Linked DNA regions of Homo sapiens: region 1 is linked to region 2. The links are chromatin loops, found by intact Hi-C in ENCODE. Cell type or tissue: PC-3. All regions are shown on one strand. Each heading gives the region's core, and the rest is flanking DNA. Links, peaks and the distances in the headings are about the cores only. Region 1 overlaps CRPPA (CDP-L-ribitol pyrophosphorylase A). Region 2 overlaps CRPPA (CDP-L-ribitol pyrophosphorylase A).

What was found. Peaks named below come from ENCODE experiments on the same cell type or tissue, not always from the same donor. Only the 100,000 strongest peaks of a DNase experiment are listed, where the experiment ranks them.
Region 1: it touches region 2 in a loop (2.1-fold over the local background); 1 of 110 quality-filtered maps calls a loop at or near these places.

Annotation. Positions count from the first base shown.
Region 1 is chr7:16,241,762-16,247,146 of GRCh38, reverse strand. The region is part of intron 8 of CRPPA (CDP-L-ribitol pyrophosphorylase A); the gene reads left to right. The region is part of intron 3 of CRPPA-AS1 (CRPPA antisense RNA 1); the gene reads right to left. Among named protein-coding and RNA genes, the nearest start is that of CRPPA-AS1, 34 kb to the right of the region's middle. In PC-3, for the core only: no CTCF peak of the experiment used is centred there; no DNase peak of the experiment used is centred there.
Region 2 is chr7:16,407,233-16,412,617 of GRCh38, reverse strand. All of the region lies in intron 1 of CRPPA (CDP-L-ribitol pyrophosphorylase A), which reads left to right. Among named protein-coding and RNA genes, the nearest start is that of CRPPA, 12 kb to the left of the region's middle. In PC-3, for the core only: a CTCF peak has its summit at 2,642; a DNase peak (open chromatin) is centred at 1,037; H3K27ac peaks cover 1,261 bases.

The DNA of each region.
Region 1 (5,385 bases), core at 174-5,173, 170 kb after region 2:
CAGAAAAGTGCAAGGTCAAGCAGCAAGTGCTGATGTTGAGGCTGCGCTAAGTTATCCAGAAGATCTAGCTGAGATAATTGATGAACATAGCAATGCTAAATGACAGATTTTTCAATGTAGATGAGACAGCCTTCTATTGGAAGAACATGCCAGGTAGGGCTTTTATGGACAGAGAAGTCAATGCCTAGCTTCAAATGATAGACTGACACTTATTAGGAGCTAATGCAGCTAGTGACTTTCAGTTGAAGGCAGTGCTCACTTACCATTCTGAAAATCCTAGGACCCTTAAGAATTATGCTAAGTCTACTCTCTGTCTGTGCTCTATAAATGGAAGAACAAAACCTGGATGACAGCACATCTGCTTACAGCATGGTTTACTGAATATTTTAAGCCCACTTTTGAGACTTAATGCTCACAAAGAAAGATTCCTTTCAAAATATTACTGCTTATTGACAATGTACCTAGTTACCCAAGATCTTTGATGGAGTATAAAAAAATTAATGTTACTTTATATCTGCTAACACAACATTTATTCGTCAGCTTATAAATCAAGGAGTCATTTAGATTTTCATGTCTTATTTTTGAAGAAATACCTTGTGTAAGGCTATCACTGCCCTAGATAGATTCCTCTGATGGATCTGAGCAAAGTAAATTGAAAACCTTCTGGAAAGGATTCACCCTGTTAGTTGCCGTTAGGAACATTCGTGATTCATGGGGGGTCATAATCCAAACCTCATGGAAGACTTGGAGCGATGTGACTTCAACAGGGGAAGTAACTGCTGATGTGGTGGCAATAGCAAGAGAATAGAAGTAGAGTCTGAATATATGACTGAATTGCTGCAATTTCATAAAACTTAGATGGATGAGGAGTTGCTTCTTATGGGTGAGCAAAGAGAAAGTGGTTTCTTGAGATGGAATCTACTTCGGGTGAAGATACTGTGAACGTTGTTGGAATGACAATAAAGGATTTACAATATTATATAAACTTAGTTGATAAAGCAGTGGCAGGGTTTGAGAAGATTAAGTCCAACTTTGAAAGAAAGTCTGTTGTGGGTCAAATGCTATCAAACAGTATCCCATTCTACAGAGAAATTTTTTTTATGAAAAGAAGGATCACTCTAGGCAGCGAACTATGTTGTTGTCTTATTTTAAGAAGTTGCCACATCCACCCAACCTTGAGCAACCACCACCGTGAACAGTCAGGAGCCATTATGCAAGCAAAAAGATTAGGACTCGCTGAAGGCTCAAATGTTCATTAGGATTTTTAGCAATACACAGTTTTAATTTAAGATATGTATATTATTGTTTGGTCATAATGCTATTGTGCACGTAACGGATGATAGTATAATGTAAATATGACTTTTATATGACATGGGAAATAAAAAATTTCTTGTGACTCATTTCATTGTGATATTTGCTTTATTGGCTCCAGTAGTCTGGAGGGAAACTCCCAATATTTTTGAGGTATGCTTGTTACTTTCCCATTGCATAGGCTGACTTAGTGTGGTGATATTATGAGCATTATTACCTTAATAGAAAAATGTGTCACTAGATTATGTCTAGAATCTGTATCCATAGGATGGAGCAAATCACTAGAAAGGGTACAGTAAGTAATGCTGGCTTCTTGGATGGAGAGGCAAGTGAATAGTGTCTGGGTGTTTGAATTGTCCTGTCAGTGATTGTGAATATGACTGATCAGGCTTCATCCTTTTTCCTTCTGATACCACCTTCACCAAAAATGGCCAGAAAGCAATTTCAGTTTTCCTATTAATGAAAATTTGGCAGAACATTTCAAATGTGCACCAAATTAATAGATGTATGGAAAATATGATAATTATAAAAGAGTAAAATGAAAGTCTTAAATCTAGATATATCACAGTTTGCTCATTAGTAAGAGGGAAAACTACTGATACACATACATACATAGAGTGTTTGCATGTGCAAATTCATATGCAGACATGTATACATATGTTTGTAATTGGAAAATTGCCTATCAGGCACTTCAGAGGCTATAGTGTTCTCTGTCATTCTGTCTGAATTAACTTTTCTGGAAGATTAAACCAAGAAAGAGGCCCTACCACAAGCTTTTTTTTTTTTTTAAATGTAAGACTTTTGTTAAAAAACTTTAAAATTTGAAAAGAATGGTCAAAAGGAGTGTGATCACTTGCTTCCCTAAACAAGTAGGTTTTATTCATCAGAAAATATATTACAAAATGATATCAAAGTTATAGAAAAATATGTCTGTTCTTATTTTTGAGTTATGTGATTCCACAGATATTCAGTGCATTTATTGTAAATGTTTAAAGGCCATTTTGTCTTGGCTGAGATTTGCAATGGTTTACAACGGTTCTTTTTCTTATACAAGGGTCTTCAAGTTCCAATTTCAGTCCATCTGAAGTAGCCAAGTAAAATTGTGGCTATTAGACATTTATGAGGCTTTTCAATGGAGAGACTAGTTAAGGTTGTCATTTGCAGCGTCATCACTTTTTACTCTACAAGAACAGATATTTAAAGAAAAATGAGGCTGAATGTCAACTTAGGTGGGCATTTGGCAAAAACAACATTGGGTTAGGTTTAAGTGGTAGAAATTTGTTTCAGCATACAATACTGATGAAACCTCCATTGTCTCTTACGTTCTCAAGTATATAAAAATACTTTGGAATTCCCTGGTATCTGTCATTCAATAGATATTCTAAAGGGTCATGTAACTTTGAACCTCATCTATATTATTTCTCCTGGAAGAAGTTAAGCAGTGAGTGGATAGTTAATGGTGCTTGGTTGTTGGTACATTGGTATCTAGCATAATTGGATTTTATTTTTAGGTTCTGCAGAGATCTTGACTACATGAAGATCAACTTTTTGTCTCTAATGAAAGGTGAAATGGGCTAGAGATTATTTAACGTGGGAAATTTTTGTTAGCTAAGATAAATTGGCACTAGTAAGAGGCTACTATTCTAAGATCCACTTACAGAAGGGAACAAATTTTCACCATGAAGAGCAGAAAAAAAAAATTGAGACTTTGTTTTTAAAAGAACTAAGATACTTATTAAAATAGTCTTATCTTCTTAAAATCCTTTAGGTTATGTTTGCAAAATTAAGCTTTTTGTATAATCTTGTAGACATTATATAATAGTATGCTGTGATATGCTTCATTTCAAGTGGTTATTGGTTGATTGATTGACTGAGACAGGATCTCACTCTATTGTCTAAGCTGGAGTATACTGTGATCATAGCTCAATGAAGCCTCCATCTCCCAGGCTCAAGTGATCCTCCTGCCTCAGCCTCCTAAGTAGCTGGGAGTACAGGTGCACACCACTATGCCTGGCTAATTTTTTTAATTTTTGGTAGAGATGAGGTCTTGTTGTGCTGCCCAATCTGGTCTTAAACTCCTGAGCTCAAGCAATCTTTCCACCTTGGCCTCCCAAAGTGTTGGGATTACAGACGTAGCCACTGCACCCAGCTTTGAGGTGGTTATTTTTTCTAAAATATTTTTAGGGTACTTCTAGATTTCTAAAAATATTCATTATTAATCCTTTGATATTAGAAATATTTTTGGACCATCTCTTCAGTCATTATTCTCCTTTATTTTTATATGTTTCATGTAGTCTTCTTTTGAGAAGTTCTCATTTCTATGCTATTTAGCATGATTTAAGGAGTCTGCCAATATTACTTTGACCAACTTAATAAAATACTTATGTTTTGCTAGATGTAACTTTATTTTATTGTAATTATATTGAGTTCTCAGAATTCTACAGATTTTTACCATCATCTGTTAGTCTGTTTTCACACTGCTATAAAGATACTACTCTAGACAGGACAACCTGTAAACAAAGGAGGTTTAATTCTCACAGTTCCACATGGCTGGGGAGGCTTCAGGAAACTTACAATCATGGTGGAAGGAGAAGCAGGCACCTTCTTCAAAAGGCGACAGGTGAGAGAAGAATGAAGGAGGAACTTCCAAACACTTACAAAACAATCAGATCTCAGGAGAACTCACTATCACGAGAACAGCATGGGGGAAACCACCCCCATGTTTCAATTGCCTCCCTCCCTTGACACATCAGGATTATAGGTCCCGCCTTTGACATGTGGGAATTACAATTTGAAATGAGATTTGGGTGGGAACACAGACCCAAACCATTTAGAGACTGGTGGTGATATTGATTACTTGAAGTAAAGCAGATTTCAGCATTAAGTGGCCTGAAATTGTCGTGTGGGTCATATTATAAATGTTCTGTTCTTAATGAATCTGTATGTTAGTATGACATTATGATTCTATGCAGTCTTTTAACTGTGAGCTTTTAGAAATACTTGCCTGATAACACCACATCTTATACTAAGAGAATATCCCTGCTTAGGTGAAAAAAATTTTTTTTTAATTGGAGACTGGTCAGCATAACGGAATTTTACAAGTTTAGATCCCTTATGTCTTAAGAAGAAAAATCTAATGCTACAAACCAGCACTTTCTTTTGTAAAAATAAAATTCTATCAGAATTATGTTTGAAACTTTTTTCATATGTGATTTTTCTAAATGCTTAGTCTATACTCTGTTGTCGAGGAGCTCAATTTTTGCCCTGATTTGACTGAAGTTATTGTTAGCCTTCTGTTCGTTGCATTTACGGGGGTGTGTAGTATTGCTACCACCTCTGTCAGATTGCATTTTTCCAAAAGGATTTTCTAAAAGTTTTTTGGGTGGTGACCTGTCACAAAAGATATGATATGAACATGGGACATATCCAGTTCTCTGTTTTCTACTCTTAAGTGTTTTTGTTCATTAAGTAATGATGAAAACATTCTTAGAAAAAGGAAGTAATATAGTAAATGTGTTGCAGTACTAAAAGGTAAATTCATAAAATTTCTCATGTAAAAATCACTTTAAAAAGATTAGATTTGGCTGGGCGCGGTGTCTCAAGCCTGTAATCCCAACACTTTGGGAGGCAGAGGTGGGCAGATCACGAGGTCAGGAGATTGAGACCATCTTGGCTAACATGGTAAAATCCCATCTCTACTAAAAATACAAAAAATTAGCCGGGTGTGGTGGCGGGTGCCTGTAGTTCCATCCCAGCTACTCAGAAGGCGGAGGCAGAAGAATCGCTGGAACCCGGGGGGCAGTGAACCGAGATCGCACCACTGCATTCCAGCCTGGGTGACAGAGCGAGACTCTATCTCCCCCCAACAAAAAAAAAAAAAAAAAAAAAAGAATAGATTTTTAACTACATTAAACAAGATTTATAGGCCGTAAGAATCTGAACTGTAGGCTGGGTTCCTTGCTTACAAGTTAGTGATCAGAGAGCTGTTTTTTTACCCAGTGATAAAGGAGATTTCAGGAGAAAAAAACGAACTATATGTGTTTTTTAGCGGTATTATGTAAAACCACAAATAAT
Region 2 (5,385 bases), core at 233-5,232:
ATAAAAGACTTTTAGTTCTATAACTAGAAAAGAATGTGAATAAATCCTTAGAAATACAAACAGTACTTATAAAGACTTGCAAGTACTGGGTGTATGCTTGGTTGCTGACCAAAATAGCTTTATAAGCCTATTGTCTCTGAAGAGCGTTCTAAAATAGTGTTTTCCAAACTTTTTTTTGACCTGTTACAAGAATTACGTTTTTGCCTCATGGCTCAGTGACAAATGCATATTTACTTATATACTCACGCACATTTGAAAGAAAATTCATGCAAACAACCTATCTCTGTGCTACGCATTTTAATTTTTCTGTTCTATTTCCATTTCATTTACCCAACAAAGTTGCTTTAAAACTTACTATAAACTGATTTTATGACACTCTAATGGGACCCGAAATTGGCAGTTTGAGAAATACTGGTTTAAAATGCCATTTTCTGTTTAGAGTCTCATACAATTGTTTGAAATAGTGTAAGGCCATAAGTGTCTGTTTGTAATTATTTACATCTACTCTGGCTGTTTTCTGTCTGATGGAATGGAGAATTTGAGTTATTTTAAGGCAATCTAGTAAAATTGGGAGTTAATTCATTGAATAGATACTTGAATGACTACTTTATGTCAAATGTTATCCTATCTGCCTCTTAATTCTTCATCATATTTTAACATTTAAGTCAATGTAAATTTTCTTTAAAAAGTAGCAAACTGATTTCCTTAAAAGTTTAACCATTTTTTTCTGGTAGAATATACTATGAAAAGTGACAGGTGAATAGTTTAGAGGACAAGTTGTAATCTTTCCTTTAAAAATACTACTTATTTAGTTGAACACATACTTATAACTCCTATATTAAAAAGTGAACATGTCACACTAATAAACAGCTGAAGTATATATGAAATACTTTTAGTAGCTTTCTATAAATCTAAGAGCAGTTTTTATGCCTAATTATTCAAGCATTCTCCTCTCTGTTTATTTAACAGATACTTACTGACATGTGGTTGAGAAGTTAGGAATTCTGTCAGTCTTTGTTCATTACTGACTCATCAGTATCTAGTATAGTGCCTGACAAATGCTTGATACATACTTGATGTTTGTTAAATGACTAAAGGAACACATGAAAGAATGCCTACTTCTGCCTGAGTTACAAGAAATTATAAGAAACTTGAGCGCTTTTGACTATAAAAGCAGGAATATTACGTGTTTCAACCTTAATATAAATGAAGTGCTGTAGATGCAATGATCCAAAATGATTTTTTCTCTCCTGGATTTTTCACCTTCCTCTCAGAGACAGTATTGGTGCATTATTTACAGAGGCTAAAGTTATAGGCCCCAGAGTCAGACTGGAGATCACAGCTTGGTCCCTTAGTTTCTGAGCTGTGTGATTATGGGCAGGTTACTGCCTGTGTCCTCATGTGTAAAGCTGAGATGATGATAATGTGCTTTATAGAGCTGATATGGATATTGAGATATTGCAGGCGAAATATTCTACACATTGATTGCCTGGTACCTAGCAAACATTCCATATATCTTAGGTGTTATTTCTACTATGTTACTGAAAGTTGAGTATGTGCTAAGTTCTGGGACATAGTTTTTGCTTTCTATGAGTTGGCAGCCTAGTGAGGAAGATAAAGTTATAAACAGTGCAGTATAGTCCTTAGGACTCTACGTGTATAAGCACTCTGCAAGCTGAGAAGCAGGGATGTTGTATGCAGAATGGCAGTCAGGGAAAGCTTCCTGGAGGGAGCCATCTCTGAAGTCAGAACTGATGAGTATGAAAGACTCGGGCAGGGCTGGCGGGGAGTAGGGGCAGTTAGGGAGGAGAGAGGGATGGGGACAGTGTTGAGAGGCCAGGTAAGCAGCACATGCAAATACCTGAGTATGAGAGATGCCTTCCCTTCAGGGAGTAGTTGGGTATGAGAGTAAGAGGGCATGGAAGAGACCAAGTGATGTGCATGAAGTAGGCTGAGGTCAGGTCTTGAAGGGTCTTGCTCGAGAGCCAGCAGGGGATGACCTCAGATTTGTGCTTGAGAAAGATCATCCAGAAGTGGTGAGAATGGATTGTATTGGGTTAAGAAGAGTAAGAGGAAACAGCTGAGGGGCTAGTGCAGTAAATTATGGTAGAGATGACCGTTTGGGTCACAGCCGTGGCAGTAGAGCCAGAATCTTGGGAAATCCCACATTTAAGAGGGATTGAAGAACTGTCACTCACCACTTGCTAATAACTTTAATTTGAAACTGTGAGTGCAGTCTAAGTTCTGCAGTTGCTAAATTTGCAATGAAAGGCCTAGGAAATGGGCTACAAAACAAAGAACAACCCACGTTTAGTCTTATTCCAGAATCACTTTCATTGCCTGTACAGTTTACTACAGATTGTTCTTTGGAGTTCTGAAGTGAATTATTTTTGATTGTGATAAACATCCTCCCAAGGTGTGTGAAATATGAAAGTAATCCCAGCTCTCAAGGAGCCTTAGGACCTAGAAACCAGAGCAGAGGGTCAAATACCTAGAAACAAAACTATCAACAAAATCACACTGCATAGGGAATGCTGTTTTCATTCTTAGATTTATTTATATATTTGTAGCTAGTCAGGGTAATGAGAGCCTCCTTTGTTTTCACAGTCCTTGAGACTATGCTGTGTTGTAAGATGTTATACTGCCCCCAGTAGATGAGACTGACTAGTCATTTTTTCAACAAATAATGTACTGAGCACCCACTAAGAGTTAGGTGTAAGGCAATGGACAAAACAGACATTGTCTCTATATGGAGCCTACATTCTAGAAGAGGAAATAAAATGAAATGTTGTATTATCTTGAAAAATGGTAAAAATTTCTTATTGCTTCATTTTTAGAATAAGATGGTAGTATAGAAAAAAGTAATGTAATGTCTTTGTATATTCGGATCTTTTTGTCTCTTGTATGAGAGATCGTGTAGAAGTATTGTAAAGATTGCAAGAGCTAAAATATAAAAAATGCTTAAGACATAGTGCTTAATTTATATTGGCTATTATTATGTGATACTTGTATTATTTTGCCACTTTTTCTTCCTGACTCATGTAGATGATTACTTCTAGAATAGACTATCTCTAAAACGCCATATACAAGCTCCACCTGGTACCCAGGCGACCATCATTGCATTGCCCAGATTACAGCAGCCACCTCCTACCTGGTCTCTCTGCATCCTTTCTCTCTTTGCTGAATCCTTTCTCCTCCCTGCAGCCAGAGTAAAATTTATGCTCTTGTGATTCCTATTGCTGCTATAAAAATTACCACAAACTGAATGGCTTAAAACCACATTCTCTTACAATTTTGGAGGTCAGAAGTCTCAATTTAGTTTCACTGAGCTGTGTCAAGGTGTTGGCAAAACTGCATTCCTTCTGGAAGATTTGGGGGAGTATCCATTTCCTCGCCTTTCTCTAAATTCTAGAGGCTGGCCATGCATGGGGTTCACTTCTATAATTCCAGCACTTTGGGAGGTTGAGGTGGGTGGATCACCTGAGGTCAGGAGTTAGAGACCAGCCTGGCCAGTATGGCGAAACCTCATCTCTACTAAAAATACAAAAATTAGCTATGTGTGGTGGCAGGTGCCTGTAATCCCAGCTACTTGGGAGGCTGAGGCAGGAGAATTGCTTGAACTTGGGAGTCAGAGGTTGCAGTGAGCCAAGATTGTGCCACTGCACTCCAGCCTGGGTGACAGAGTGAGACTCTGTCTCAAAAAATAAAATTGTAGAGGCCACTCATGCTCTTTGGCTTGAGGCCCTGCATCAGTCTGACATCTGCTTCTGTCATCACATCTTCTCCAGTGACTCTCCTGCGACCTCCTTTCCTTTATAAGGACTCTTGTGATTACGTTGGATCCACCTAGATAATTCAGGACCATCTCCATATTTCAAAATCCTTAATCACCTCTGCAAAGTCCTGTTTGCCATTTAAGGTAACATAGTCACAGGTTTCATGAGTAAGAAAGTGCACATCTTTCTGGGTTCATTATTATGTTTACCAAAAACTCCTATTAGAATGTGATGAGTGAGTATTGGTTTTTGCCCTGACTGCACTCACCTGCTTAAAGCTTTTCTATGGCTGCCTATCCTCTTTTTAGGATTAAAGTTTAAAACCCCTAGGATACTGCCCACCTCCTGCCTGGGCCTCCAAGGCTCTGCATGGGGCCTTCTCCTTGCTCGGGGAACTCCAGCTCCGCTTCCTCCCAGCCCATGAGGACCTTGCCATGGCCTTTACTTGGACCAGTCCTCTCTCCTTCTCTCCTAGCCTGTTTGCCTGCTTACCTGCCACCCATCCCTTGTGTCTCAGTGCAAACTCCCTTTTCTTGGAGAATGCCCCCAAAGTCTCCTCCAGACTGTTTAGCTACTCAGCCTACATGCTGTCTTGAACGTGGACTTCTTCATTGTGTTTAATCACAGCTTGCAATTGTTGATCGGTGTTTTTGTTTCATGTCTGTAAGTTCTGAGCGCTTATTTCTGTTGTATCCTCGATGCTGATAAGTTATTTTTTTATTTTTTTTTTTTTAAAGACAGAGTCCTGCTCTGTCGCCCAGGCTAGAGTACAGTGGCATGATCTTGGCTCATTTCAACTTCTGCCTCCTGGGTTCAAGTGATTCTCTTGCCTCAGCCTCTCGAGTAGCTGGGATTACAGTTGCGTGCCACTACACCTGGTTGATTTTTTATATTTTTGGTAGAGACGGAGTTTCACTATGTTGGCCAGGCTGGTCTCGAACTCCTGATCTCAAGTGATCCACCTGCCTCAGCCTCCCAAAGTGCTGGGATTACAGGCATGAGCCACCATGCCCGGCCGATGCTGATAATGTCTCAGTGCTCAATAAATATTAAAGAAATGGGCTTAAAATGAAAAGGCAGTATCACCTATAAAGTAGCTCTTGGTTTTGTTCATCAGTGTAGTCTTCTTTTAGCTACAGGCAGAATGGGGTTTTTGGTTGTGGAAAGGGTCTGTTCGATAACAAGAGGTAGGAGACATTACTGGGTGAGGCAACCCAATGTTAACTTCATTTTTCAGTAAAGGTAATCTTTATGCAGTAATTTTCAGGCCCTTCCATATCTTTAAAAATATTCTAAAGACTTAACTGTTTTAGCATGAAAGTATAGGATCTCATAGGCTAAGAATTAAAAATTAAGTCTTTGTTCAGAATTCGTATCATGGGTCAGAGACCGTTGTCTTGGTTTGGGCTTTTGGGCTGTGGTATATTGACTCTACAGTGATGCTTGCCTCCATTAGCAGTGGTGTTCCAGACAAGTCTGCCAGACTCTAATGCAGCAGCAACTCACTAATGTGGACTACTTGCAGTCTAGTATGTCAGTAGGTCCCTCAAGAAAATGTTTTACAGGCTGGGCTTGGTGGCTCATGCCTATAATCCCAACACTTTGGGAG